2 separate regions of the Homo sapiens genome follow, and region 2 is linked to region 1. Evidence: read pairs that join two places in POLR2A ChIA-PET (ENCODE). Cell type or tissue: PC-9. All regions are shown on one strand. Each heading gives the region's core, and the rest is flanking DNA. Links, peaks and the distances in the headings are about the cores only. Region 1 has its middle 22 kb from the start of CCDC102B. Region 2 overlaps RTTN (rotatin).

Region 1 (17,349 bases), core at 4,743-9,742:
TGCTGTTAATTTACTGAAGTGAGGAAACTCATTTCTTGTAGTGTTATGGACTGAATGTATGTGTCCTCCCAGACCTCATATGTGAAGCTCTAACCCTTGGGAGGTAAGGCCTTTGGGAGGTAATTAATCTTAAATGAAGTCATGATGGGGGAGCTCCTATAACGAGGTTAGTGCCATTTTAAGAGGAAAACACCAGAGCCTTCTTTCTGGGCCATGTGAGGATAGAGCCAGCTGGCAGCTGTCTGCAAGCCAGGAAGAGAGCCCTCACTAAGAAGGAATCCACTGTCACCTTGTTCTCAAGACTTCTGACCTCCAGAACTGTGAAAAATAAATGCTTGTTGTTTAAGCTTTCCAGTCAGTGGTATTCTGCTATAGCAGCCCAAGCTGATGAAAACGCTTGTAGATCCACATTATACTGACCAAAGTTGCTTCATACATGATACTAGAACCTCATGCAAACGATCTTTACTATGATTTTTAGAAGCAGTAAAAGGTCATAGTATCTCTCTGAAAAGCTCATTCATATCATTATACATATTTTACAAAGAATAGTGTAATAATAGTTGCTTATGGTCATATAAAATTTTACACAAAAATTTATCAAGATTTATGTTAAATATATTCAAGTTTTTCTTCCACAAAATACATTTTAGTAAAAGGTGAATCATTTATGACAAAATATGTGCAAGTGTTTTTCAAATTGTTATTTATTTATTTATCTTAGGTATATTGAATGAATGAAGAATTAAAATTTGGATTTCCAGTCATTATGATTATACTTATATATAGTTTAAGAATAAAATATAAAAATGATAGTAGTTGAAACATTTATTTTTGGAGGTTGACATTTTTCTAAATCTTTTTTTGTGGTTTGTCAATCATCAATATGCAATTTAAACTATCAGGCTAATTTATTACAACTGGTAATCACATAATGAATAGCATTACAAATCCATTCTCTAATGGAAGTCTATAGCAATTTACAATCAGAGAAGAACTTTAAAGAATAAAGTTATTGATTCCCTGTTGCATAATAGGAATTATTAAACCAATAATAAACCAAGGTCTCCTCTGAAGGCAGCAAAGACAGATGGATTTCACTATCATAGGGACAGTAGTTATTCCCCTAATGATAGCCTTTTCCAGGGTTTAACTGCATATTCTGCCAGAGGATACTCTTGGTTTCACCATTTATATTCTAATTTTCAGATCAGAAGAGCAGCTGGTAAATATCACTTAGAATAAACTTTCTATACTTAAACATGTACAGTCATGACATTATTCTTTGTCTTCTTCCAGGGGTCTGAAGCTGAGTGCCTTATTGATCTTATATTCTCTTATTTTGCATTACTGATTACTTTCCTATGAAACATTGCACAATTTATAAATTATTTAGCATGTAACTACTCAATAGCAAATTATAATATTTAGTTACCAAAGTCAAAATCACAGAAGTTCAATATAGTGAGATTTGATATTTTTGTTTAATGTAAATTAAATATGTATGAGCAAATTATTTTTCTTGCCTCAAAATACCATATAAGCTATACTTTTAGGTTAAAACTATATAAATAGATATATCAATATTTATTTCTTATTTTATTTAATTAATATTTATTGGATTAGTATGCACTGAACATATAAGATATAGTGTTTACTCTGTCAAGTAGCTTTCAGGCTGATGAGGGAAATATGGATAAGAATTTCTTAAACTATTATAACAAGTAATGGAAGTTATCACAAAGGCATAATTTTAACTAGAAGAAAGGGGAATGAGGTAGCAAGGAAGGTGAAATGTAAAGATGGAATTGATGGCTGAATTCGGTGGTTCACGCCTGTAATCCCAGCACTTTGGGAGGCCGAGGCAGGTGGATCACCTGAGGTCAGGAGTTCAAGACCAGCCTGACCAACATGGAGAAACCCCATCTCTACTAAAAACACAAAATTTGCCGGGCATGGTGGTGCATGCCTGTAATCCTAGCTACTCAAGAGGCTGAGGCAGGAGAATGGCTTGAACCTGGGAGGCGGAGGCTGCGGTGAGCCGAAATCGTGCCATTACATTCTAGCCTGGGCAACAAGAGTGAAACTCCACCTCGAAAAAAAAAAAAAAAGATTGAATCGATGGGTAAATATATTTTTCATAAGCACAGAAGGGGATGAAAGCTATTATAAGTATGCTCTTCCCATCAGGAAGGCTTCACCTACTTGATCTCATCTAACCCTTATTACCTCCCAAAGGCCCCATCTCCAAATAACATCATATTGGGGGTTAGAGGTTCAACATATGAGTTTAAAGGGTACACAATTAGGTCCATAGCACACCTCATCTTCTGCTTTTCTCCTCTCATTTTCTCCAACCCTACGGTTCCTCCTGGAATGATCCCTAGATAACCTCCCTCCAATCAAAGCCTTGGGCTCTGATTTCAACAAGAAACCAGAGTAACTAGTTGGCAGTGGAAAACATACTCTCAACACGGGATTGCAAAACTCACTGGCAGCTAGGCAAGAAGACTGTGAGTAGTAATAAGGAAGGCTATGAGTTACCAAAAAAAAAAGCAAGATCTCTTCCAATAATCTGAAAGTAATTCTTCTGGCTAAGATACACAGACCGATGCTAAAATCAAAAACTGAGGCTGTAGAGATAGAATGGGAACAGATTATGTTGATCCTTAAAGGACATATTGAACTGTTTGGCTTTTCTCCTGAAACAAATGAGAAAGCACTGAAGGATTTTAAGCTGTAGAACAATATGGTCATATTTGCATTGAATATATTAGGATGAGGAACAGATTAGAGAGGAATAGGTTGCAGTAAGGGAGTATTCCAGGAGGTGGGTATAGAGGCTACTTCATTAGTCCAGCTGGAAAAGATGATAGCTTGGACTAGGTGTTGGAAGCAGAGACCATATGAACTTTTCTAAAACCTTAAAGAAGAGCATCTCCACATTTAATGAAAGATTTGATCAGATGACTATAGTGGCTCCTCTGCATACACCTTTGAGGGACCATGTGAATATTTCACTAAGAGGTAAGAAATCTCTTGTTAAAGAAATCATGATTTCCTTAAGTTTCTTTTGCTTTTAAATCTCCACTAGTTGATGCAATACAAGAAAAACAAAACACCTAGTTGTGTATTCCACATAGTATCAGTCAGCTACTGCTGCCTAACAAACATTTCAAAATTCCAGTGGCATACAAAAATTAGCATTTATTTCTTATGTATCCATGTGTCAGTTGATCTAGACTAAATACTTAATTTCTTTTAAGACATGGGCTTAGAAATAACAAGGTGCAACTTACCTTATTCCACTGGATAAGACAAGTTTATTGAATTGGGGAAGTGTACTCTGCTTCCATGACGCCAAGGCAAGGTTGTGGATGCATCCTCCTACCTCAGAGGGGGGAGAATTGTGGCTAATAATTCAACCTATGGTGAAAAATTAACTAGATCATATTCTGCTCAGTAAAACCTGAAAGATTTTCAGCAATTCCTTTCACTGCAGTTCTTCCTGTACCATTTAGTCAAAAGTGATTTATTCCTGTGTACATTGTTTTTAATAGGATGGTTGATGCATTTTATTACAAGGAAGCCTGTGTAATTTTGTAAAGTTTTTCTTAAATCTCAAAGTTGTAATATATCTTGATGCATAAGAGCCAGGCTTTGTAGAAGAAAGAAGAAAGAATTTTCTGTGAATTTAACAAGCTGAGTTTTACAGATTTAGAGCGAAGCTCAGAGTACTCAGCATGGTGTTTTAAACCATCAAAGGAAGAATATTTAATATGGTAAAATACCAAATACTGCATCACCCTGAAAGAAACAGAAGTTCAATCAGTAGGTTAAAATAAATGGTTCTGCAGGGACCTAGATTGATATTAATGCTGATAGAGTAAGGAGACCTTTCAACTGAGAAGATAGATTTGGGGAATTCCCAGATTTGGGATCTTGTGCCTGACCTTCCAAAATGCAACAGGCAAAACAACATAAAATCTGTTTACATTATCAATGGCTGCATGGTGGTGTTTAGGTAAATGGTCCTGCAGGCAGCTCCATAGTTTTGATACACTCCAGGGTGATGTGGTCAAAGCAACCAAGACTTCCCAAGCCCTGCAAAGGGGAGAGGATGTTCTTTGGAGATACGTTGGGTCAGGATGAGAAAATGTAGACTATGTGACTAGTCAAGATAAGAAGCTGTAAGAGGGACTGGTGATACCTGTGGCATGTATCACTTCTAAACATGTAAAATCATCAGGGACGTAGTGTGTCAGGGTGCAAAATAACGATGACTGAACATGGCCCAGGGGTTAGATACTCACCTCTTCATCTCAGGATAAATACAAGTCACACACACTTAACTACTTAACTGCCTCACCTTATCTTGCTCTCTGGGGTTTAGGTAACCCTTATGAAAAAGGAAAGGATAAGGAGGTTTGGAGAAATCTTGGGACCACTTCTCTGTAAGCGAGGAGCGGTAAGGGCTAGAGAGCATGGGCCTTGAAATTGTGCAGACATGTGGCTGTGGATACATTTGAATATCTGCTAACAGAATATCAATTTTCAACTGCAATGTGACTGAGTTGCCTTGAATTGGGAAAAATAAGAGCTTTCAGCCATCAGTGAAAGTAGGGGTTAAAATCAAGGTCACTTAGAAGCTGAATTTACTTATAAAAAGAGAGACTTACATTTATGTACATATGAGTTGTTACTCTGAAATACACACACACACACACACACACACACACACACACACACATCTTCTGGAAATAAAGATTGTCAAGATACTTATCTGGTCAGAGTCTCTTAGGTAAATAGGTCTTTCCTGTTTCCAAATGTTTTAGAATTATTGTTTCACCATGCACTTTTAAAAATCTTTATAATTTCATTTCTACACATTTCCAAGGTGAGTGATAAATGTAATAAAATGCAAAGTCAAATGTAAGGAGGAGCAGCATCAAATTCTTCTCCCATGATGACAAAGATCCAAAAGTTCTCAACCCCAAATTTGAACACCTTGAACTGTCAATCAAAATTAGAAATTGCCAGAGCCTTGTACAAAATCTAGTATCGTTTAACACAATGACTTTTTTTTTACTCAGTGAATTTTTGTACTGAAATCTTTTTTGTTGCCAGCACAAGGTGAAATGGAAAGTTGGAAATAATATGAAAAGCTGGTAGCATAGGCAGCCAAACCAAATAATTAAAACAAAATCATACTCAGCAACATATTTTTGGAACTTGTAGAGTACAAATTATCTGCAGCTGTGAATAACTTCTAATATTTAAGTAATGAGTGAAATTTTTACTTCTTGACCCAAACTGTCGAGCTTGGCTCTCTTCATAAGATCTATGGCCAACTTTCTGTTTTGCTTTGAACTTTACAGGTTTGGGCAAAATCTGGACTCTTAAGAAACGAGAGAATTCTAGTTCTTTTGTAAAATTAAACTGTCCTATTTAAAAAGTTCTTTTGTTATTCCTTGATAGATGTTATCTCTTGATAAATTATTTAAATTGATAAAATGTTAATTTTATGTTTACTTGGAAATTGAAATTTAGAAATAATTTATCTAGCCCAAGGAAAGAAGGAATGTTAGCAGAGTATAGCCAGACTTTTCTCCATCACTCTAAACAGACTAATTAAAAGAATGGCTTTAGTATTTTATCTGGGAGTGTTCAGTGAAACCCTTTTCCAGAGTTCTCTATAGTTTACCAGAAAAATTTCAGAAAGAAAGAATATAAAGGACATGAAAACTATGAGAAGAGAGAGAAATAGCAAACCAGTGTGAGTCTGTAAAAGGGAGTTAAAGCTTTCTGGTTAAGTGGTAAGAGGGCAAATGAATGTTACAAAGTTTTAATTCCTGAGACATAAACCATAAAAAGCTGAATATAAAATAGAAGCTAGAAAGTTAAGAAAGGATTCAATCAATACCACCATGCCCTCAAAAACATGTCATTAGCCATAATAATTTATTCCAAACAAAGGTATTTTCATTCTTGGAAACAACATTTTCAAAACTAGAAAAAAAAAATGCCAAGTCAAAAGAATCGGATTGAGTTCCTTCTTTTAGAGGATGTCAACAGCTGTAAATAATTTGCACTCCAAAAGTTATAAGAATGTGTCTGAGTGAAATAGTATAATAGTAACATGGCAGAGGAGCCTGGGAGAAAGGAAAGGTTAATTTAATATGCTCTGAAATATCCAAGAAGTTAGTTTGCTTCATATGCAGTAAAGAGAAGATCAAGTTTATCTAAAATGAAGTTTTTAAAAAGTTACTCTTCTCTGACTTATTTTTTCCATAACACAGTTTTATTTACTGTACGTACTGGAATTTATAAAAAATTAAATGACTAAATTGCCTCGTTATATTGTACCCTAATATAAATGTATTTTAATTGTAAATTAGTACTTAAATATGATTGGTTTTGAAGCACTGCTTAAAATAATTTTATTTGTTAAAATTGAATACAATTTTCCTTTTTAATAAAAGCTATATTTTTCAAGTACGTAAAATGCAAAGTATATTATATTACTTATTGGCTATCATTAAGACTAACGGTTTTGGGAGCTATAAAATCATTATTTAATTTTAAAAGATAGTTGTCTGAAATATAAACATGTTGACTTGTCTTAAAATATTTGGGTGGCAAAACACCCAAATGGTATGACTGATTTCTTGAACAATGAAAACAATAATAACACCATGAAATAGTCAAATATTTATATTAACTCAGTCACACATTTTACCCAAAATTGAAATTTTGCTTGTGCTTAAGAGTAAAAACATTTGCAAAAATGTATGCCTTTTCTTTCAATAGTACCTATAATTTGTTGAAGGGTTATGTAAAAGTGATCATAATATCATTAGTTTAAAAATATGCCATACAAGAAACACACACACACAAATTAAAAATTAGGCAGGTGGTTTACTAACATTCTGCAATAGGCACCTTTGAAGTTATAATTTTTATTCATACTGAAATTGTTCCTTTTTAATCTTAGTATCTTTCAATGGGAAATGATATTTTGAGACAACTCTGGGTGTTAGGGGTTGTCTTTGATACTGGATTTGTCACTATTCCTAACTTTTTTCACTTAACAAAACTAGAGTATATAAATGTATATGTATATGTTTATAAATAAGTATAGTTTTATATAATAATTATATATGTATTTATATACAGTGCAGAATGGAGTCACATTGATGCTTCCATTCAAAATCAGGACCAGGGTTTCTATTAAACTCTTCAGTCTCACATCTGTATCTCTTTTCTCCGTGTTGCAAATCCTGGTTCTTGACAACAGCAGGAATGGTAGCATTAGCTTATCATGGTCCACAAAATTTCTCATTTGCTTTATCTGTAATATACACACAACAGTCTCAGAATAACAATGTCAACACTACCACCAAGAATATGATTACAGAAAATAACTAAATATTTTACAGCTATTTTTGTCAAATTATTGTGATTTAAATAACTTAGGATTATTGATCACTGTGTGTCTACATGCCACTAACTGAATACATGTTTAAGCTCAATTGCTTAGTTTCATTTTAGAATTTTAGAGATTGATTTATTTTTAATGTAATTTTACATGGTCTCAAAGTTGAAACTACAAAAGAGGTAAAATCAAAATTTAACTTCTATTCTTTACTCTTCATTTAATAATCCTAATAGTTGTCATTTTAAAATATTATCATTTACTTTTAATTTTAATATATATTAATAACATAATCAGTACCACTTATACTTTTCATTTGAAATATTATAGTTTTTCCATTTATTTTAACATATTATACATAAAAGAGTTAAAATATATGCTATATACATATTTGTATATGTACACATAATCATGTGTTGCCTTTCTTCTTTTCTGTTTTTTTTTTGTTTTGTCTTTTCACTTTGTATTCTAGACATCACTTTATAGTCACATATAGAAATATCCCTCATTCTTTTTTACAACTGGAGATTATGTTGATATGCTACTAGTTATTCATCACTTCTAATATTGACAGATATTTGTGCTATTTCTAACATAGACTTTTAAAATAATTTTTGCAATGAATGACCTTCTTATACATTTTTTGTATTTTCACCAGTTTACCTTTGTTATATATTTTTTAAAGTGGCAATATTGCTACATGAAAAGTAAAGGTATATTTAATTTTGCTAGATAGTGAGAAATTCCTTTTATTATATAAGGTCATTTTCAGTTGTTTAGTTAGTGTTTGATTTAGATAAGATCTATACATTGTGTTTGCTTGATATGTATTTTGTCTCTTTTCCCTTGACATTTATTTATTGTTATAACCAAGTATGGAATTTAATTTTTTCCTCTTCTCTATATTTCTTATACATGAAATGATAGATTTAGAGGTTTAATCTCACTTAGGTTTTCTTGGCAAGAATACTACACAGGAAATGCTGGTATTTCCATCAGGAAACGTGAAAAATAGATTGCTTTCCTTATGTGATGCTAGTAGGCATCGATAACTCCTGGATTTTTTTTTTTTTTTTTTTTTTAAGGAGTCTTGCTCTGTCGCCAGGCTGGAGTGCAGTGGCGTGACCTCGGCTCACTGCAACCTCTCCCTCCTGGGTTCAAGTGATTCTCCTGCCTCAGCCTCCTGAGTAGCTGGGACTACAGGCGCCCGCCACCACGCCCAGCTAATTTTTGTATTTTTAGTAGAGATGGGGTTTCACCATGTTGGCCAGGATGGTCTCAATCTCCTGACCTCGTGATCTGCCTGCCTTGGCCTCCCCAAGTGCTGGGATTACAGGCGTGAGCCACAAAGCCCGGCCCCTGGATTCTTTATTAATTCATGATATGCAGAGTGATGATACTCTAATTCTACTGTAATATATCTTTGATTATTTCTTCTCTCTGTTCTCTGTGTCCATTTTTGGGCATTATGAGTAGATGACTGTTGTATATTTCCACATTGTCCTGTACATTTCTTAACCTCTATTTCATAGTTTCCATCTTTTTTATCTGTGGAGTGTATTCTGGGTTTTTCTTTGGCTTATATTTTCAAGTTCACTAATTGTCACCTCAGTTGGGTATAATCTGCTTATTAACCATTTCCAATTAATTTTGAAAATTTCAATCATTTAGTTTTTATATTTAGAATTCCTATTTATTTAAAAACTACTTGGACATTTTTCATAATTTCTTGACTTTGCTATATTTTTAAGATATAAAGACACACGCATGTGAGTGTTCCTTGTAGCACTCTTCACAATAACAAAGACACGGAATCAACCTAAATGTCCATGAATAGAAAACAGAATAGAGAAAATGTGGTACATATACACCACGGAATACCATGCAGCCACAAAAAAGAATGAGATCATGTCCTTTGCAAAGACATGGATGCAGCTGGAGGTCATTATCCTTAGCAAACTAACTCAGGAACAAAAAACAAAATCTCGCATGTTCTCACTTATAAGTGGGAGCTAAATGATGAAAACACATGAACACAAGGGAACAACACACACCGTGGCCTGTCAGAGGGTGGAGAGTGGGAGGAGGGAGAGGATCAGGAAAAATAACTAATGGGTAATAGGCTTAATACCTGAGTAATGAAATAATCTGTACAAAAAAAAACCCTATGACACAAGTTTACCTATGAAACAAACCTGCATATGTACCCCTGAACTTTAAAGTTAAAAAAAGACTTATTGATACACATTGAAAATAATTATTTCTGGTTAGTCTCAAAGAATTCTAATACATAAACTTTTTGTAGTTTTTATTGTATTACCATTTTTTTCCCGCATTTCACTCCTTACATCCTTTGTGGTACTTATATATTGTGTCTCTGTGTGTGTTTGGCTGTGCAGATAATTTTCCTTGGAATTTTACCTATAGGAAATATTTGTGATCTTGGTTGAATTTATTTACATCAGTTCCGTGGGGAAATTTTGAACTCAAAACCATTTAAAAATAATTTTGCTGAGAACTTTTTGATTAAGCAGGTAGCATGAAGTAGAGCTGCAAACTCGTAACAGGTTCAGCTTGTGTTTCCATGTTTTAAAGGACTATTTCTCCCTTCAACACTCAATACAAGATCAAGACGTACACATGTCTTTGCTGTATCTTTCTTCTCAGTAGGTGAATTGATCATTGACTTTTAGTCTCAAGTTATAGTTATTTTGGATTTCCACTTTTATATGAGGGTCTGTGCTGTTGGAGTCCCACATTGTCAGTTTCTAGGCTTTCTCTCCTCTCTCTTAGGCCCTGAGAAGTCCTCAAAATGGGAGTCAAAGTTACCAATTTTAGGCAAATACCTTCACAATGAAAGTTGACTTTAGCACTCTTTTTCTCCTTGATTTCTAACTTTCACTTCATGTTGGGCCTAATAATTCTTAGTTTCCTTACAGATCAACAAAATGTTATTTCTCCTTTTATTCTAGCTACTTAAAATCTTTTTCTTGGCATGGGTTAAAGGGGGTATTTAGATCTCTATGCTTGCAGAAAAAGAAACTATGTTATGGTATATGGAATTTTAAAATTGGTATAAATGATAAGCTATTCAAGTAAAGGAATTACTATGTCATGTGCCTCAAATTAAGCAGATTAAAGAGTAACTCGAAGAGAGTCTTGCCTGGAAGTAAATAAACAAATAAACAGAAATAACTAAGAACAGTTTCCTAAATATGTCAGATACAGTGATTGCAATTGTTTTTCAAGGGAGAGAAGAGATTCAAGGTTGACAAGTATATTGCAATGAATCAAATGGGAAATTTTCTTCGATTTTTAAAGGAAGATTCCCATTACTTGCTGTTAGGTTACAGGTACTAGATTCAAAATTAGTTTAGAAACTATAGAGCTTGCATAAGGGTATTCATTAAACCACTGATCCATAAGTTTAACAAGTGAGGTAACATTTTCAGGCAAGGAAATGGGAGACATAACCCAAGACCAGCACCTACAATCTAACAGCAGAACAACTTTATGACCGTCAGATGTGCTTGGGACTCTAGAAGAGAGTCAACGTTTTCCCTCTCCATATTCCAAACTGTCGTAGTATATTTCTTTTAATTAATGGCTAAAGTTACTGGTTACTGAGTTCAAAATCTCTCTTTGCCAGAAAAGGAACTTTCTTAATTTTCCAAAAACAACACCATCCATCTTTTTCTAAGATTTGCCATTTCTTTTTCATCAACTAATTTGCTCTTTAGGAATTCATATTTGATTTCTACCATTTCTGTATAAGTTTGATTGCCAGAAATCCTTTCTTTTAGCTCTGACACTATTACATTTATAATTGAGTAGCTGCAACACTGTTTTATGTGAGATGTACCCGGTTTTAGTTTGCCGTCTCAGCAGATATTGCTGATTCAGAGATAAACAGGATTTTGGATGTCATCAGGTCAAATCTTTTTTTTAAAAATAAGTAGTGAACAAACAAAGACTAAGTCACAGTGAATTGAGAAACTTTCCCTAAAGTCACTCAGTTAACTGAAATATGTTTATGTTAAAAAATTCCCAAATCCCGCATGCATAACTGATTGAATAAATCATATGCTTATTCAAAGAGCATTTATTGAAAACCAAATGCTTATCAAGCTAATGTGCTGGGAACTGGGGATAAAAAGGTGAACAGGGCATGGGAACTGCTTTGAAGGAATTCAGACTTGGGGAAGCAGAACCATGAAGAAATAGTGATGACTTCTGGTCAAAGTGATTTCTAGTTATAATCTACAATGATGAAAAGGAAGAAAACCAGAAAAAAAAAAAAAAACTGTGAAAACCTAGTACCAGAATTTTGAAGTGAAGACTCTTAAAAGGTAAATAGGGTGGGTATATGAAAAAGGAACCTGACTTATTCTAAATTTGGATAGAGGTTATTCTGAATAATAATAAGAAGGTTCGTTATGCATTCCTGTTTAACGACACACACTATCCAGAGAACTGGACAGCCATCCTTTTTTCTACGAGGTTGACAGATGTTCCCAAATACCTTGCCCTCATCTCCCAGTAGCTTGATAAACAAAAAATAAAAATGCCCAAAATTTACTCTGCTAGGAAATTTATGTGCATACACACGTGTTTGTGTTTTTATAGGTGTGTGAGCTGACAGAGCAGCAGGAAATTATGAGATGTATAGTCCTCACCAGGAGAGAACTATAGGAAGTAGGCCAACAGGAAACCTAGTAGCATAGATGCTGGGGATTATATTTTTTCCTTGTACCATGTTGCTTAAGGCCACATAGTCTAAGGATTGCTTAAGTCAAAGATTGCGTAAGCATAGCACAAAGATTGCTTAGTACAAAATTGCTTAAGGCAATTGAAAAGTATGAAGAAAATAATAAAGATTCATTTATATTTTAAAATCTCACCTTTCTTTTGTATTTTCATAGAAATTCAATAATGTACATCACATGTTAGCACAACAATACGTCATTATATTTATAAATAAATTCAGTACATTTATTTATGTCATGAGTTCTTACGGAATATAATTTGATGATTGTTGCACAATCAAAAATGTTTGGAGACCATTAAAGTAGAGAAGCAGAAAATCATGCAGTGAGGAAAGGAAAAAATCTAAAAAATATAGGTGACTGTAGAGATGAGTTACATTATTGATTCTACAGAGGCTTGCTATTGATTATAAGGAGCTCTGATAGCTTAGGCAAACTTGCTGCCTCACACATGGGTTGATTTTTTAAAAAGAAAACAATTGTATTGAGCTATAATTCACATACCATACATTCCACCCATTTAAAATGTACAGTTCAATAGTTTTAGTATATTCACAAAATTGTGCCACCATCATCACAATCAGTTTTAGAACACTTTTATCAACCAAGATAAAATAAAATTAAGAAAGAAACCCTGTGTGCATCAGCAGTCACTCCTGATCTCTCGCTATCCTCAACTGTAGGCAAACAATTATCTACTTTCTATCCTTATTTATTTGCAGATTCTGCACATTCTATATAAATGAATTATACAATACGTTGTTTTTTTCACTGACTTCTTTTACTTATCATAATGTCTCCTAACTTTCTCAATGTTTTAGCATGCATCAGTACTTTATTGCTTTTTATTGTTGAATTATATTCTATTGAATTTATGTGCCATGATTTCTTTGTCCATTCCTCAGTGAAAGGGTTGTTTCTACTTTTTGGCCATTATGCATAATGCTGCTATAAACATTTGTGTACAAGTGTTTGTGTGAATGTAGGTGTTTATTTCAGTACAATTTTAATTTTGGGGAACTGCCAGACTATTTTCCAAAGCAGCTGCACCATTTTGCATTCCTCCCATCAATATGTAAGGATTTCACCTCCACATTTTCATCAACACTTGTTTTTTTTTTTTTTGCTTCCATAAAAGTTTATTCACAGACACTAATGTGAATTTCATGATTTTCATGTCATGAAATATATTTTTAATTTGTTTTCAATCATTTTAAAAATCATTTGTTATGTTTTTATAATCTTAGCTATTCCAGTGGAAATAAGGTAGTATCTCCTTGTTGCTTTGATTCACATTTCCTAATGACTAATGATGCTGAGGTTTCCGACAGGTGGATTCTGACAGTTTTAACAAGTCTTTCCGTGTTTCTGGGCCCTACTCTACCATTTTGGCTGATGTTACTTGGATCAGAAACATTTTGCATTCACCTGGAAGGCAGTCTCGTCACAAGTCTGTGTCAACTTTCCTATCCTTCTGTCATTATACAGTCTGAGGAGAATGAAATCAGTGTCAGAACAATAACATAATTATAATCACACCAGATAAGCCAGAAGTGAGTAGAACATTGGAGGGCTTATTAAGACACATGGTCTACAAACTCTGATGGAAAAAACACTATCATATCTCTGAAAGTTTTAGGGATACATAAAAACACATTCAGATTAGTTCATCTTGCAACTAATTAAGCATAGATAAGCATAACTTATCTGTTTTTGTATGTATCATCTGTAATTGTTGTTAGTAACAACATCATGATGTTGTTAGTAATTGGCTAACAACATCATGAAAAGTACAAAACAAAATGCCTTCATTACTTAGCTGATTATGGAGACTGTGAGTGGTAGTCTTCTTTGTGCATATTTATATTTTCTGATTTATTGAAAAGAAACATCTATGACTTATGTAATATATATTAATTTTATACAAGAATACATTTAAGTTCTCAGAAAATTAATAAGAGAAGAATGAGTGGGTGGACAAAGAAATTTGGATATAGAATTTTTTGGCTGAATTCAAGATTCTTTATCTGTAACACAATAATTTTATTAGATTAGTTATTTTCCAAAGTGCTCCTTAGAGTCTGGGGATTCCATGGATGACCTCCAAGGGCCATTGTTGGAGGAAATTAGATGTGAAGAGAGTTTCCAAGTGGGCAGGTATCCAGGCTGTCCTCCAAGAATTAATGGGAGAAGTTTCACTTTTGACATCCGTGACTTCTGTGTAATATATAGTTTAACTCTTAAACAAAAGTTCTCCATTACTTTAAAAACATTTGAAAGCCAATGTGATAAATAATTTCTTAGGTTAATTTTGATTATATGCCATCAAAATATTATTATTTTGTTATTTTAAAAATTGTCTAGAGCTTATCTGGATTTGGCTTGTATAATGATTTGTGGAATAAATAGAAGACAGAAAGATTGGGTTATAAGTATTTAAAATTTTTTTTATAATAACATGTATTGCTGAGCCTTTGTAGATTATTTTAGTTAAAGTGAGAAAATGTTTTAATTTCAATTTTTAAGATCTAAGAGATATAACTAGAATAACAGTCATTGAGGTATTTTTGAGGGTTTCTAGAATTAGACAAATAATGTAAATACTGAAGCTACTTTTATTATAGCTATATTGTGTAAATAATTTCTATCATTTAACCAGAAAGTGAAATTTTCTGATTTCAGTGAATAGGAATGCAATTTCTCTTTGAAGAAGCAATAGCAGTCTTGTTCTTTTACTGCCCTATCAAATACATTATCATCATTGAATTTTCTTAGAAAGATGGTTAATAATGTTTATAGGTCCAAATTTTCATTTTTGTACTTCTAGGATTTGGATTAAATTATGTATTTTTATTCCGCTTATCACCCAAAAGTTTATATTTTTACTTATTTGGTGCATTTTAGAGTTCATGAGGAAAATCAACCTATACACCTCTTTGTCCTTGTTGTGTAGGAATATAATGAAATAAAATCACCTTTCAAATATATATATATATATACACATACACACACACATATAAAAATGTAATGATTTATTCCTTTTCCTCTTCTCTCTCAAAGGTTTTTGAAGTCAATACAAGCTATGTCTGTGTATAGGAAAGTATGCCATGGAAATATTAGTGCTTTATTTAATTAGCTAATTGCACTGCATATTTCTTTTTCATCTGAATGGATATTTTTGCATGTCCTCTGCTTTGACATCAGAGTTATGATATCCTCAGCTTTTTTCGATCTGGATCAGGGGTGCATTACCCTCCTACAGTTCAGAGACACTGTCTTCACTCTCTAATTTCCAGTAGTTGGAAATAAAAGATTTGACTTAATCAGCATTGATTAACCAAAACTAAATGAAATCTTGAGGGAAATTTGTTTGAAAGTGTTTAGAATGAAAATAATATTCATTTTTCATGTTTGTGGTGTTGTGCTAGTCATGTTTCATAATACAGTAAAAATATTCAACATTGTTTCTAAAAGGCAAAGGCCATATTTTAATCACAGGACTGATTAATCAGCACCAAACAAAAACAAAAATTTAACCGTATGTGAGGCCATTCTTTTTTAGTGTAATTGAATGTATGCCATTATTATTATTATTGTTACTATTGTTATTATACCTGCCATTTACATTTAATGAGTGTTTACTATCTGCCAGGCTAGAGATTCTCTTTTGCAGATTCACAATCATCTTTTCAACAACTTACTGGCCTCGTTTTGCAGGTGAGGTAATTGGTATCCAGTGGAGGTTGGTACGATTGGTTCGCTTATTTATCCAGCAGTCCTGGCCTGGGAAGGCTCCTGTTTTCAGTCAGGTTTCCCATTGTGATATGTGGGTGGAGAGCAGGTAATCAGGTTCTAGATGTCCATAATCTAAACATAAGAAGTCTTATTTTTGAGTAGATTCCTTAAGTGTGTTTCACTAGGAGTGGAGAGCCTCTTTCCTTTATTTTTTAGTGCTTGTTGCAGTCTTGAAGTTTCCTAAAACTTTGTGATGTGTCTCTCCCTGTCCCTTGTGCTCATGCTAGGAAGCCTCCTCAGAGAGTGATCTACTTCATTCAAATGTCACTTCTTCCAGCATTAGACTCTGCCGTCCAAGCAGCTGCTGTGTGTGTGAGCAGAGAGAAAAGGTCCCAAGCCCTGTGGTCAGGCAGGCAATGCATTGATAATCCTGATGGTTTATACCTCATTGGTTTGGGTTTACACTGCACTTAGATATTCTACCAGATACTTTGGGAAGACTGACTTTTACCTTGTTGACAGCCTTCTCTTTCAGATATTGGGTGATGTAGTTTCCCATGTTTAGATGTCCCTGTCATCAGTTCCCATATATTTTTGGTGTTTAGAAAGTCCCAAAAATGTCTTGTCTGATTTACATCAGAAGATGTAAATCACCCTTTCTTGATTTCACCATTGTTAGAGGCTTATTTTTAGAGCAAGAGCAATACTTTTATGTTATGGGAAATAGGAGAGGAAACATACTATACGGAGCCTATTATATTAAATTAAAGTCTGCTGATAACATTTATGAGTGTTTTTGAGTATAATTGACTCAGGTTTAACAGTTGATACTCAAGACTAAACTCCATGTTTTACTCTTTCTCAAAAGGAAATTGTATAACAATTCTAATAGTGCGTTTTTCAATCATGACATTTTTCTGTTTCATTTATATGAATTTTTTAAATCCTTAAGCTGCACTGGCTTACCTCACATATGCTCTAAATATTCAGTATTTGTTAAGAGCCATTGTATTAGTACATTCTGGCATTGCTGTAAAGAAATGCCTGGGACTGGGTAATTTATAAAGAAAAGAGGTTAATTGACTCACAGTTCTGTGGGCTGTGCAGGAAGCATGGCAGCTTCTGTTTTGTAGGGGGCAGCGCTCAGAAAAGCTTCCAGTCATGGCAGAAGGCAAAGGGTGAGTGAGGCGTCTCACATGGTGGGAGCAGGAGGAAGAGAGAGAGGGAAGTGACACACATTTTTAAACAACCAGATCTCACGAGAATTCTTATCATGAGAACAGCACCAAGGGGATGGTTGTAAACCATTCATGAAAGATCCACCCCCATGATCCAGTCACCTCCCATCAAACCTCACCTCCAACACTGGGGATTACAATTCGACATGAAATTGGAGTGGGGACACAGATTCAA
Region 2 (13,042 bases), core at 1,411-6,410, 1.4 Mb after region 1:
TATAATATACCTATTATATATAATTTTTTATGCTACATATTTATGTCCTATATATGTGATATATATATGATTATATAAAGTTATCATCAATACAGCTATGTACCTAAAATACAATTACTTTGAACCAACACTTAGAGTAACTATCAGGAATTTTTTTCTCAATATGTGATAGAGAATAGTATTTTGTTAGCAGCTATTTAAGGTGAGAGGGGAAAAAAAGCTACTTGAAATATTAATGGAATTTAAATACAATATAGAAGGTAAAAATACAATAAATAATGAGTTACATGAATACTACTTTTTTTCATTCTGCAAATTTCTACTTCCTATTATCAACAATTCAAAGGTCAAAAAGTTACACACATACACTCACATATGTATTTGCATACATTATTTTTCTTTCAACTGTTAACTTCATGCCACAGACAGCAACTTCGTTCATATTACAAGGTTTTCAAAGATCTAAAGCCTCAGCCCTAAACAATAGCTGTCACCTACTTCCTTAAGATACTTATCTACCATCTAAACTGTGACTATCCCCTTCTGAAACCAAGATTTACTTCCTAAAATTGTCTTATTTTTCTCCAGCACCTTTATTTTTCTTCACATGATTATTCTAATCACCATATGACATATTCTAATGTGTCTATGGCCCTGGCTTTCTCCTCTTGATAACAATTCATTTTTCAGCTCTCCTTCCCACCACGAGTCCTCACAAGAGTTCGCTGTCCTCAGTCAGTACTTCCTCATTTGCCAAACCCTCTTCAATGCACATCAGCAGGACTTAGGTTCCTACCATTCCACAGGAGCTTCTCATAGAGGACACCAACAACCTCAACGATGCCAAATCCAACGTGTTCATCTCTGTTCTCATGTGACTCTTCCTTCTAACCTCTGTCTCCACTTCTGGCTCCCTCTGTTCCCAACTTCTAACTGGTTAGATCCTAGACAGCCTTCTCTTCCCTAGTCTCTCAGTAGTTGATCCTATCAAGGCTTGTGGCTTTAATATCATCTCTAAGCTGATGACTGAAAATTTTATACCTAATCTGGGCTCCACACTCCAAAGGTAGTGTGGTGCAATGCTTAAGAATATGGGCTTTGGAGTGAGCCTATAGGGTTCAAAGCCCAGTTTCACCACTTTTAGTTGAATGACCTTGGACAAATTCAAAGTATCTCCGTTTTCAGAAAGAGGTAGTACCTAGCTCACAGAGCTGTTAGGAGGATTCAATGAGATAATATACTTATAAAAGTACTTGATACATAAGAGTAAATGCTCAATAAATGTTAGCTGCTATCATTATCAATGAAATTATTAGCATTAGCATTATTATATTTAACAGTCTACTTAACATATGCACTTGATATAAAAAGGCATGTCAAACTTAGGTTCAAAACAGAATTCTACCCAATCCACAATCCCATATTTGGGACATCAATCCAACTGCTAGATCCAAAACCTTAAAATTCATCCTTGATCACTCTCTATCTCCTACTCTCATTATCAGCAAGACCAATTAGCTCCACGTCCGTAATACCTCCTAAATTCATTTCCTTCTCTTCATCTCCACTACACCACCACATCTCATCAGGGCTACTACAATGAAACTGGTCTTCTTGCTTCCATCCTGACCCCCTACAATCCATTCCCCACAATGGGAGAGTGATCTTTTCAGAAAGATCATCAGATCACGTTAAAATCATTCATAGCATCTCACTGTACTTAGAATACAATTCATAGCTTTATAATGTTTGGCACCCTGCCTACTTTTCAGACCCAATCTGGTACCATTTTTCTATTATCTCATTATACTGCCCTTCTTTTTGTTCGTGAAACACGCAAAGTACATTCTCACCTGAAAAGCAGAGGCTTTTCACCTGTTGTTTCCTCGGGCTAGAAATTCTCCCTCCCTCCCTAGCCAGCCTACATAAATTTAGTCCACGTTACTAGTCATTCTCTAGTCCTTTATCCTTTCATTGTCTTTACAACACTATTTTATTTAAAACACTATATACATTGAATGTATATGCAGTGTTGTAAACTATATATATATATACATATTCTATACATATAGTGTTATAAAGAAAACTATATATACATATATACACACACACATACACATACATACTTTTTATGTATTTAAGGAATTTTTCTTAATTATTACATACATCTCTCTCTGTCCCCTATCAGAATATAAGCTCTCTGATAAGGCTCTTTTCTGTACTTTATATCACTACAGTCTAGCATATGGTAAAGTGTCCAGTAAATATTGCTAAATGAATGTTAGATGTAGGTAACATGGAAGTGGTGGCCATTTAATCATCCCTAAATTTAAAAGCTATTTTACCTCTTTACCATACCGTCCTCAAAGTTAAGTCTTACAATAAAAAGCTAACTTGCCTCTTCAGAAAAAGTAACCTCCACATTACTAGCACGCTCCTACATTTAGGTAGGTAAAGCTGCAGCAATGCCTTGGAGATTTACCAGAAGACACTGGAATAATATCATCTGACAGACATAGCCAATTAAAGTGAAATGCCTTTACAAATCCTTATATCCAAACCAAGATACTATATCTTTATGACACAGGGGCTAACTACAAGAAATCTCATCATTTGGAGCTTTTGACTTGGATTATTATAACTCCCTGATAGTAAATACACATGAATTTTTTAAAACCACATTGCACTATACAGATGATTATCTTTTGTGACAAAAGAAAAATCACAATATTTTGCAAGAACAGTGTCAACTAATATAAATTTCCAAATAGTTAACAAGAAAATAAAACATTAAATGAAAGTTCACATTCTTTTATTTTATCTCCTTCTACAACTAGGATAATAAGGCGAGTTTTAACAAAAAATATTCTTTCAGTTTAAATTTTGCAACAAAATGTATGACACTTGGTTATAAAAACTATAGTATATTAAAATTTAGAATTTTCAAAATTACTAAAATTCAGTGCATTTTTTTTAAAAACAAATTCGAAACTGACACATACATATTTATTTCTGACATTCCTTTTTTCCTATCATTCTATGACAGGAAAAATTATCTGGATGTTAATTTTTTAGAACTCCTCTAAAAAATTAACATCCAGATTATTCCTACTTGAAATTCATCATATACCAAAATGATCATATACATCAATAACTCAATTTACACCAAATATTTTCCTATCTGCAAAAATTTTTATTTCCAATAATTATTTAAAATCTGCCTCAAGAAAGATATCAAATCGTATTCCACCATTTTAAATTTCGGGGTATAATAACTATCCCAAATACAGTGATCTTAGTTTCTTGACCTATTTATCTCAATGATACTCACCTGCCCTATAACTGAGGACCCCTTCTCTTTTCACTTGTTCTACCTCTAAAATCATAAATGTAGGTTTCTAATCTTCTTACTCAACTTGAAATATGGTCCTTCTTTGACCTCCAGTCCATAAACCCTTCTACTTTCTTCCCTGTAGTCTTTACAGCCTTTGGTTCTACAGTCGACATGTCATTTCAACTACTCAGCTCACTTGCACCACAGGCATTCCCTCCTCCCCGACAGCAATGAAATAACTCAACCCTTGATTGATCGCAAGGTTCACATTCCCAGAAACCACACCAGCTAGCCAAAGATAAACATGCAAAGTAGAAGAGTCTCCCTATTAAGATTATAGACACAATTGACTAAGCTCTTCATGCAGCCCAAAAATGCTACTATTTGATATTATCAAATATCTACTCATATTAGTCATTTCACACATTCAACATCTCACTTTCAATCTCAAAGAAAATACAGACTCAATAGAAGGAGGCTCCTGCAACTTCCTGTGATATCTAAGCCCACCTAACCCCAATTAGCCATCATGTTCAAGGTCCCACCGCCTTCAACTTTCAAAGGCACTAGCTTCTTTTAATTAGCTACTTGCTACCCACTATCTTCAATCTTTCCTCCTCTGATTCTTTTTATTATTTCAACATACACAAATGAAAATGTAACTTCATTACAAACCCCTTCCAAGGTGCATCACCACTAACTGTCAAATCCCTAAAGGCAAGGCAGAAACAAATATACAACCACCATCTAGAGAATACAAGATCACAAGAAAAAGCTACCCTGCCAAAGAAGACCTGAAAATCAAAATAACAGTATCTGCTAAAATAAACAACATAAGGAAGATTCAATAGCCATAACAAGTGGGAGGATTCTAATACCATAATCTAAACAAGATTATAAAATAAATATGTTTAAAATTCACAACAACACAAAAGAAGAAACTAGAGGACTTGTTCCTGGCCTTGAGCAGCTCTTAGGGAAGTGGCAAGTGCAACAGGCATGGAGCAGCCCACTCTTGCAACGATCCTCTAGGATCCTAACTATGGGAGACCCCATGACCTGCACAGACCTTTGAGTTGCAAGGGAGAACTGCCCAATGAGTTGCCAGAGACAGAATGCCAGTCTGCACAGAGCCCAGAGGGTCTGGCGCAGTAATGGCTGCAATGGGGCATGGCCATAGGTGCCTGTTGCGGGAAGTCAGGGACCCCGAACGGAGGGACCGGCTGAAGCCATGGGAGAAGAATGTGGATTGTGAAGATTTCATGGACATTTATTAGTTCTCCAAATTAATACTTTTATAATTTCTTATGCCTGTCTTTACTGCAATCTCTAAACATAAATTGTGAAGATTTCATGGACACTTATCACTTCCCCAATAAATACGCTTGTGATTTCCTATGCCTGTCTTTACTTTAATCTCTTAATCCTGTCATCTCGTAAGCTGAGGAGGATGTATGTCGCCTCAGGACCCTGTGATGATTGCGTTAACTGCACAAATTGTAGAGCATGTGTGTTTGAACAATATGAAATCTGGGATCCTTGAAAAAAGAACAGAATAACAGCAACGTTCAGGGAACAAGAGAGATCACCTTAAACTCTGACTGCCGGTGAGCCGGGTGGAACAGAGCCATATTTCTCTTCTTTCAAAAGCTAATGGGAGAAATATCACTGAATTCTTTTTCTCAGCAAGGAACATCCCTGAGAAAGAGAATGTGCCCTTGAAGGTGGGTCTCTAAAATGGCCCCCTTGGGTGTGGCCGTCTTCTATGGTCGAGACTGTAGGGGTGAAATAAGCCCCAGTCTCCCATAGCGCTCCCAGGCTTACTAGGAAGAGGAAATTCCCATCTAATAAATTTTGGTCAGACCGGTTGCTCTCAAACCCTGTCTACTGATAAGATGTTATCAATGACAATGGTGCCCAAAACTTCATTAGCAATTTTAATTTTGCCTGCGGTCCTGCGGTCCTATGATCTCGCCCTGCCTCCATTTGCCTTGTGATATTCTATTACCTTGTGAAGCACGTGATTTTTGTGACCCACACCCTATTTGTACACTCCCTCCCCTTTTGAAAGTCCCTAATAAAAACTTGCTGGTTTTGCAGCTTGTGGGACATCACGGAACCCACCGACATGTGATGTCTCCCCCGGACGCCCAGCTTTAAAATTTCCCTCTTTTGTACTCTGTCCCTTTATTTCCCAACCCAGCCGACACTTAGGGAAAACAGAAAAGAAACTACGTGACTATTGGGGCAGGTTCCCTGATAGGTGCCCATCACCCAAATCTTGATATACTCCTCTAGGTGGCTTTAGCCTTAGTTCGCTGCCAGAAGTAGAAAGAGCAGGGCTATCTTTCCCACAAGACTGGGCCAACCTGATCTGAATGCCACCCTGTCTGCCAGCCTCTCAAAGGGTCCTGTCTGTCTCACTAGCTTGCAACACAGCCTCAGCTGCCCTGCCGAAATGCTCCCCAACAGCCACCCCATAGGTCTTTTGCCAACAGCCTCTGCCTTCCTGTCAGAGCGCTTTTGCAAGCACACACCCACCCACAGCCAATACCTACTGGTGTGCACTTGCCTGCAGCCTCCCCTGCCAGTGCGCACTTGCCCATGGTTACCCCCACCACAAGTGCACTCTCCCAAAGCACCGCCCCACGCCCCCCCAGAGCACTTTCTCGGGCAGTCACCATCGGAAAGTTGTTGCCAGCAGTCTGGGAACATCTCGGCTCCTCCAGTGCAGCAGATGCTTGACCTCAAGGGACCAGAAATCAAAGCCACTGGCCTGTTCAGTGCACCCCCAGGGTTAGAGCACACAGCCCAGGGGTGCTGAGCTGAGCTCTGGCCCTGAAAGCACACAGAAACCAAGCCAATTGACTAATCCCAACTTATACCACAGTAAAATCCTCAATGGCATCAAATAATATAAAAGCAAAAGGCCCCATCCAAAGTACAGCAACTTCAAAGATTAAAGGAACATCTGCCCACACAGGTAAGAAAAAAACAGTGTAAGAATTCTGGCAATTCTAAAAGCCAGAATGTCTTCTTATTTTCAAATAACCACACTAGCTCCCCAGCAATCGTTCTTAACCAAACTGAAATGGCTAAAATGACAGAATTCAGAAGCTGGAAGGCAAGGAAGCTCGACAAGATATAGAAGAAGGCTGAAGCCCCACCCATGGAAACCAGTAAAATGGTGGTTTGATCCATGATTGGATCTGACACAAACATTTTAAGTAAGAACAAAACTGAACTTCTGGAAACAAAAATTTCATGATAGGAATTTCATAATGCAATTGGAAGCATTAATAACATAACTGAGGAAAAAAATCTCAGAGCTCAAAGACTACTCCTTTGAATCATCACAGGCAAACAGAAATAAAGAAAAAAGAATTAAAAAAAAAAACTTCAAGAAATATGGGATTATGTAAACAAAACGAACCTAACACCCATCAGCATTCCAGAAAGAGAAGGAGAGAGAGCAAGCAACTTGGAAGGCATATTTGTGGATATTTTCCACGAAAATTTCTCCAACCTCACTAGGCAGGTCAATAAGCAAATTCAGGAAACTCAGAGAACCCCAGTGAGATACTATTCAAGATGACCACCCCCAAGACACATAGTCATCAGATTCTCCAAGGTCAACAGGAAAGAAAAAATCTTAAAAGGAAGCTAGAAAGAAAGAGCAGGTCACATATAAAAAGAACTCCATCAGGCTAACAGCAGACCTTTCAGCAGAAACCTTACAAGCCAGAAAAGATTGGGGACCTATAATCAGCATGCTTAAAGAAATTCAAACCAAGTATTTCATATCCAGCCAAGCTAAGCTTCATAAGCAAAGGAAAAACAAAATTATTTTCAGAGAAGCAAACGCTCAGGGAATTCATTACCATGAGACCTGACTTACAAGGGGTCCTCAATGGAGTGCTAAAAAAGGAAGCAAAAGACCATTACCTGCCTCCACAAAAACACACTAAAATACATCTCCCACTGACACTATGATGCAACTATACAATCAAGTCTACGTAACAACCAGCTAGCAACATGGCGACAGAATCAAATCCTCACATATCAATACTGACCTTGAACATAAACGGGCTAAACACCCCACTTAAAAAGCACAGAGTGGCAAGCTGGATAAAGAACCAAGACCCAACTATATGCTGTCAAGAGACCCAACTCACATGCAGTGACACCCACATGCTCAAAGTAATAGAATGGAGATAAAGATCTATCCAGCAAACAGAAAACAAAAAAAGAGCAGGAGTTGCTCTTCTTATTTCAGACAAAACAGACTTTAAACCAACAATGATCAAAAGGATAAAGAAAGGCATTACATAATGATAAAGGGTTCAATTCAACAAGAAGATTTAACTATCCTAAATATAATGCACCCAGCATTGGAGCACCCAGTCATAAAACAAGTTCTTAGAGACCTACAGAGTTTTAGACAACCACAAAATAATAGTGGGAGACTTCAACACCCCACTGACAGTGTTAGACAAATCACTGAGGCAGAAAACTAACAAAAATAGTTGGGACCTAAACTCGACACCTGACCAAATGGACCTAGGAGACTCTACAGAGTACTCCACTCAACAAAAGCAAAACACATTCTTCTCATCTGCACACAGCACACACTCTAAGATCAACCACACACTCAGCTGTAAAGCAATTCTCAACAAATTCAAGAAAACCGAAATCATACCAACCACACTCTCAGGCCACAGTGCAATAAAAATAGAAATTATTACCAAGAAGATCTCTCAAAAATGATACAATTACAGGGAACTTAAACAACCTGCACCTGAATGACTTTTGAGTAAAGAATGAAATTAAGGCAGAAATCATAAAATTCTTTGAAACTAACAAAAACAGAAACACAATATATCAGAATCTTTAGAACACAGCTAAGGCAGTGTTAAGAGGAAACTATACAGCACTAAATGCCTATATGAAGAAGTTAGAAAGATTGCAAACTAACAACCTGACACCACACTTAGAGGAACTAGAAAAGCAGGAGCAAACCAACCTGAAAGCTAGCAGAAGAACCAAAATCAGGGCTGAACTGAATGAAACTGAGACACAAAAATTCACACAAAAGATCGACAAAACCAAATTTTGGTTCTCCAAAAGAATATACAAGATTGATATATCATTAGCTAGATTAATAAAGAAAAAAAGAGACAATCCAAATAAACACAATCAGAAATGACAAAAGTGACATTATCACTGACCCCACAGAAAGACCCTCAGAGACCATTAAGAAAAACTCTATGCATACCAAATAGAAAGCCTAGAAGAAATGGATAAATTTCTGGAAATATACAAACTCCCAAGATTGGACCAGAAAGAAATTAAAACCATGAACAGAACAGTAATGTGTTCCTCCAAAGTTGAATCAGTCATTAAAAAATAAAAAAAGCCTACCAACCAGAAAAAAACACTGGGCCAGACAAACTCACAGCCAAATTCTACCAAATGTAAAAAGAACTGTTACCAATCCTACTGAAATTATTCCAAAAAATGAAGGAGGAGTGACTCCTCCCTAACTCATTCTATGAGGCCAGCATCATCCTGATACCAAACCCTAGCAGAGACACAACAAAAAAAGAAAACTTCAGGCCAATATCTCTGATGGACATAAATGTAAAAATTCTCAACAAAATATTGGTATACTGAAACCAGCAGGACAGCAAAAAGCTAATCCACCACGATCAAGTATGCCTTATCCACTGGATGCAAGGTTGATTCAACATATGCAAATCAATAAATGTGATTCATCACATAAACAGAACCAAAAAGAAAAACCACATGATCATCTCAACAGACACAGAAAAGGCTTTTGATAAAATTCAACATTCCTTCTTGTTAAAAACCCTCATCAAACTAGGCATTGAAGCCTCAAAATAATGAGTTATCCATGACAAAGCCACAGCCAGTATCATACTGAACAAGCAAAAGCTAGAAACAGTCCCCTTGAGAACCAGAACAAGACAAAGATGCCAACTCTCACCACTTCTATTCAATATGCTATTGGAAGGCCTAGCCAGATCAATCAGGCAAGAAAAATAAAAGGCATCCAAATAGGAAGAGGAAGTTAAACTCTCTCTCTTCACAGATGATTCTATACCTGAAAAAAAAAAAAAAAAAAGAAAAAACCATATTCTCTGCCCAAAAGTTCTTAGAACTGATAAATGACTTCGGTGAAGTTCCAAGATATAAAATCAATGTACAAAAATCAGTAGCATTTCTGTACTCCAATAACATCCAAGCTCAGAGCCAAATCACAATGAGAATTGTAAAACACTGCAGAAAGATATCAGAGATGACACAAATGGAAAAACATTCTCTGCTTATGAATAGGAAGAATCAATATTGTTAAAATGGCCATACTTCCCAAAGCAATTTACAGATTCAACACTATTCTTATCAAACTACCAATGTCATTCTTCACAGAATTAGAAAAAACCATTCTAAAATTTATATGGAACCAAAAAAAGAGACCGAATAGCCAAAGCAAACTTAAGCAAAAAGAACAAAGCTGGAGGCATCAGACTGCCTGACTTCAAACTATACTATGGGGCTACAGTAACCAAAACAGCATGGTACTGGTACAAAAACAGATACACAGGCCACTAGAACAGGTTAGAGAACACAAAAATATAGCCAGACACCTACAACCATCTGATCTTTGAAAAGACAACAATAACAAACAACGGGGAAATAACTCCCTACTCAGTAAACAGTGCTGGAATAACTGGTTAGGCGTATTCAAAAGATTGAAACTGGACCCCCTTCCTTTCACCATATATAAAAATCAACTCAAAATGGATTAGACTTAAATGTAAGACTTAAAACTATAACAACCCTAGGAAATACCATTCTGGACACAGGTCTTGGAAAATATTTCATGATGAAGTCTCCAAAAAAAGCAATTGCAACAAAAACAGAAATAGATAAGTGGGACCTAATGAAACTAAAAAGTTTCTGCACAGTAAAAGAAACTATCAACTAAGTAAAAATATCAACTAAGTAAAAAGCCTACAGAATGGGAGAAAATATTTGCAAACTATGCATGTGACAAAGGTCTAATATCCAGAATCTATAAGGAACTTAAATCAACAAGTAAAAAACAAATAACCCCATTACAAATGGGCAAAGGACATAAACAGACACTTCTCAAAAGAAGACATACACACGGTCAACAAACACATGAAAAAATGCTCAATATCACTAATCATTAGAAAAATTCAAATCAAAACCACAATGAGATATCATCTCATACCAGTCAGAATGGCTATTATTAAAAAGTAAAAGAATAACAGGTGTTGGCAAGGTTGGAGAGAAAAGGGAACACAGTACTATAAGCCCTATACACTGCTTGTGGGAATTTAAATTAGTTCAGTCACTGTGGAAAACAGTTTGGAGATGTCTCAAAGAAATTAAAACAGAACTACCATTTGACCTAGCAATCCCTTACTGGGTATAGACCCAAAAAAATATAAATCTTTCTACCAGAAAGACACATGAACCCAGATGTTCACTGCAGCATTACTCACAATAGCAAAGACATGGGATCAACCTAGATGCCCATCAACAGTGGATTGGATAAAGAAACTATGGTACATATACATCATGGAAAACTACTCAGCCATTAAAAAAGAATAAAATAATGTCTTTTGCAGCAACATGGATGCAACCAGAGGCCATTATCCTAAGTGAATTAACACAGAAAAACCAAATACAGCACATTCTCACTTAGAAGTGGGAACTAAACACTGCGTATACACATGGATACAAAGATGGGAACAACAGACAGTGGGGCCTACTTCACAAGGGAAGGTGGGAAGAGAACGTATTAGCCTATTCTCACACTGCTATAAGGACATACCCGAGACTGGGTAATACATAAGGAAAGAAGTTTAATTGACTCACAGTTCTGCATGGCTGAGGAAGTCTCAGGAAATAATCATGTCAGAAGGCACCTCTTCACAGGGCGGCAGGAGAGAGACAGAATGCCAGCAGAGACAATGCCAGATGTTTATAAAACCATCAGATCTCATGAGAACTCACTCACTGTTAGAAGAACAGGATGGGGGAAACTGCCCCCATGATTCCAATTACCTCCTCCCACTGGGTCCCTCCCACGACACGTGGGGATTACAGAATTACAATTCAAGATGAGATTTGGGTGGGGACACAAAGACAAACCATATCAGAGGGTGAGGATCAAAAAACTACCTATTGGGTACTATGCTCACTACCTGGCTGACAAAATCATTTGTACACCAAACCCCAGCAGCACACAATTTACCCATGTAACAAACCTGCACATGTACCCCCAACCCTAAAATAAAAGTTGAAAAAAAAAAAAAAAAAACAGAAACTAATGAAAGATTACATGAAAAAAGAACAAGTCAGTTAAAGAAAGCAAAGAAAAGGTATAGACATGAAAAACAGTATAAGTGATAATCAAAACTTGATAAATTTAAAAAAAACTATGATGGGAAATGACTTTGCACCCATTAGGATGGTTACTATTATTAAAAAAAAAAAAAAAAAAAAAAAAAAAAACAAGGCCAGACACGGTGGCTCACATTTGTAATCCCAGCACTTTGGGAGGCCGAGGTGGGTGGATCATGAGGTCAAGAGATCGAGACCATCCTGGCCAACATGGTGAAACCCCATCTCTACTAAAAATACAAAACTTAGCTGGGCATGGTGATGCACGCCTGTAGTCCCAGCTACTTGGGAGGCTGAGGCAGGAGAATCACTTGAACCCGGGAGGCAGAGGTTGCTGTGAGCCAAGATTGTGCCACTGCACTCCAGCCTGGTGACACAGCGAGACTCCATCTCAAAAAAAAAAAAAATCCAGATAAAAAGTATTGCCAAGGATGAAGAGAAACTGGAATCCTTGGCACTGCCAGTGGGAACATAAAATAGTACAGTCACTGTGGAAAACAGTAGGGCAATTCCTCAAAAATTAAACACAGAATTACTGTGTGATCTACCAATTCCACTTCTGGGTATATAAACAATTGCAAAAAGATGGAAACAACCCAAATGCCTATCAACGGATGAATAAACAAAATGTAGTATAGGATGAGTGTCCCTTATCTGAAATGCTTGGGACCAGAAGTGTTTCAGATTTTGAAATTATTTGGATTTCTTAATATTTGCATTATACTTTCCAGTTGAGCATCCCTAATCTGAAAATTCAAAACTGGAAATGCTCCAACGTGCATTTCCTTTAAGTGTCATTTCGGCACTCGAAAAGTGTCAGATTGTGGAGCCTTTTAGATTTTGGATTTTCAGAATTGGAGTGTTCATATATACAGACAATAGATTATTATTAAGTCTTAAAAAGGAATGAAATGTTGATACATGTTACAACATGGATGAGCCTTGAGAACATTATATTAAGTGAAATAAGCCAGTAACAAAAAGACAAACACTGTATGATTCTACTTATATGAGTTACCTAGGGACCTCAAATTCATAGAGACAGAAAGTAGAAAGGTGGCTGTCAGGGGCTGGGAGAAGGGGAGAATGAGGAGTTATTGTTTAATGACTATAAAGTTTCAATTTGGGAGATGGGTAATGGTGATGATGGTACAACAATACGAATGTACTTATGCCACTGAATTGTACACTCAGAACATAGTTAAAATGGTAAAATTTTTTCCTTTTTTTTTTTTTTTTCCAGAAATGAAG

Evidence for each region. Peaks named below come from ENCODE experiments on the same cell type or tissue, not always from the same donor. Only the 100,000 strongest peaks of a DNase experiment are listed, where the experiment ranks them.
Region 2: POLR2A ChIA-PET joins it to region 1 with 7 read pairs; 2 of 35 experiments call an interaction of 5 or more read pairs at or near these places.

Annotation. Positions count from the first base shown.
Region 1 is chr18:68,767,159-68,784,507 of GRCh38, forward strand. It overlaps a transcript of CCDC102B not described here. Among named protein-coding and RNA genes, the nearest start is that of CCDC102B, 22 kb to the right of the region's middle. In PC-9, for the core only: no CTCF peak of the experiment used is centred there; no DNase peak of the experiment used is centred there.
Region 2 is chr18:70,151,197-70,164,238 of GRCh38, forward strand. All of the region lies in intron 14 of RTTN (rotatin), which reads right to left. Among named protein-coding and RNA genes, the nearest start is that of RTTN, 48 kb to the right of the region's middle. In PC-9, for the core only: no CTCF peak of the experiment used is centred there; a DNase peak (open chromatin) is centred at 3,555; H3K27ac peaks cover 353 bases.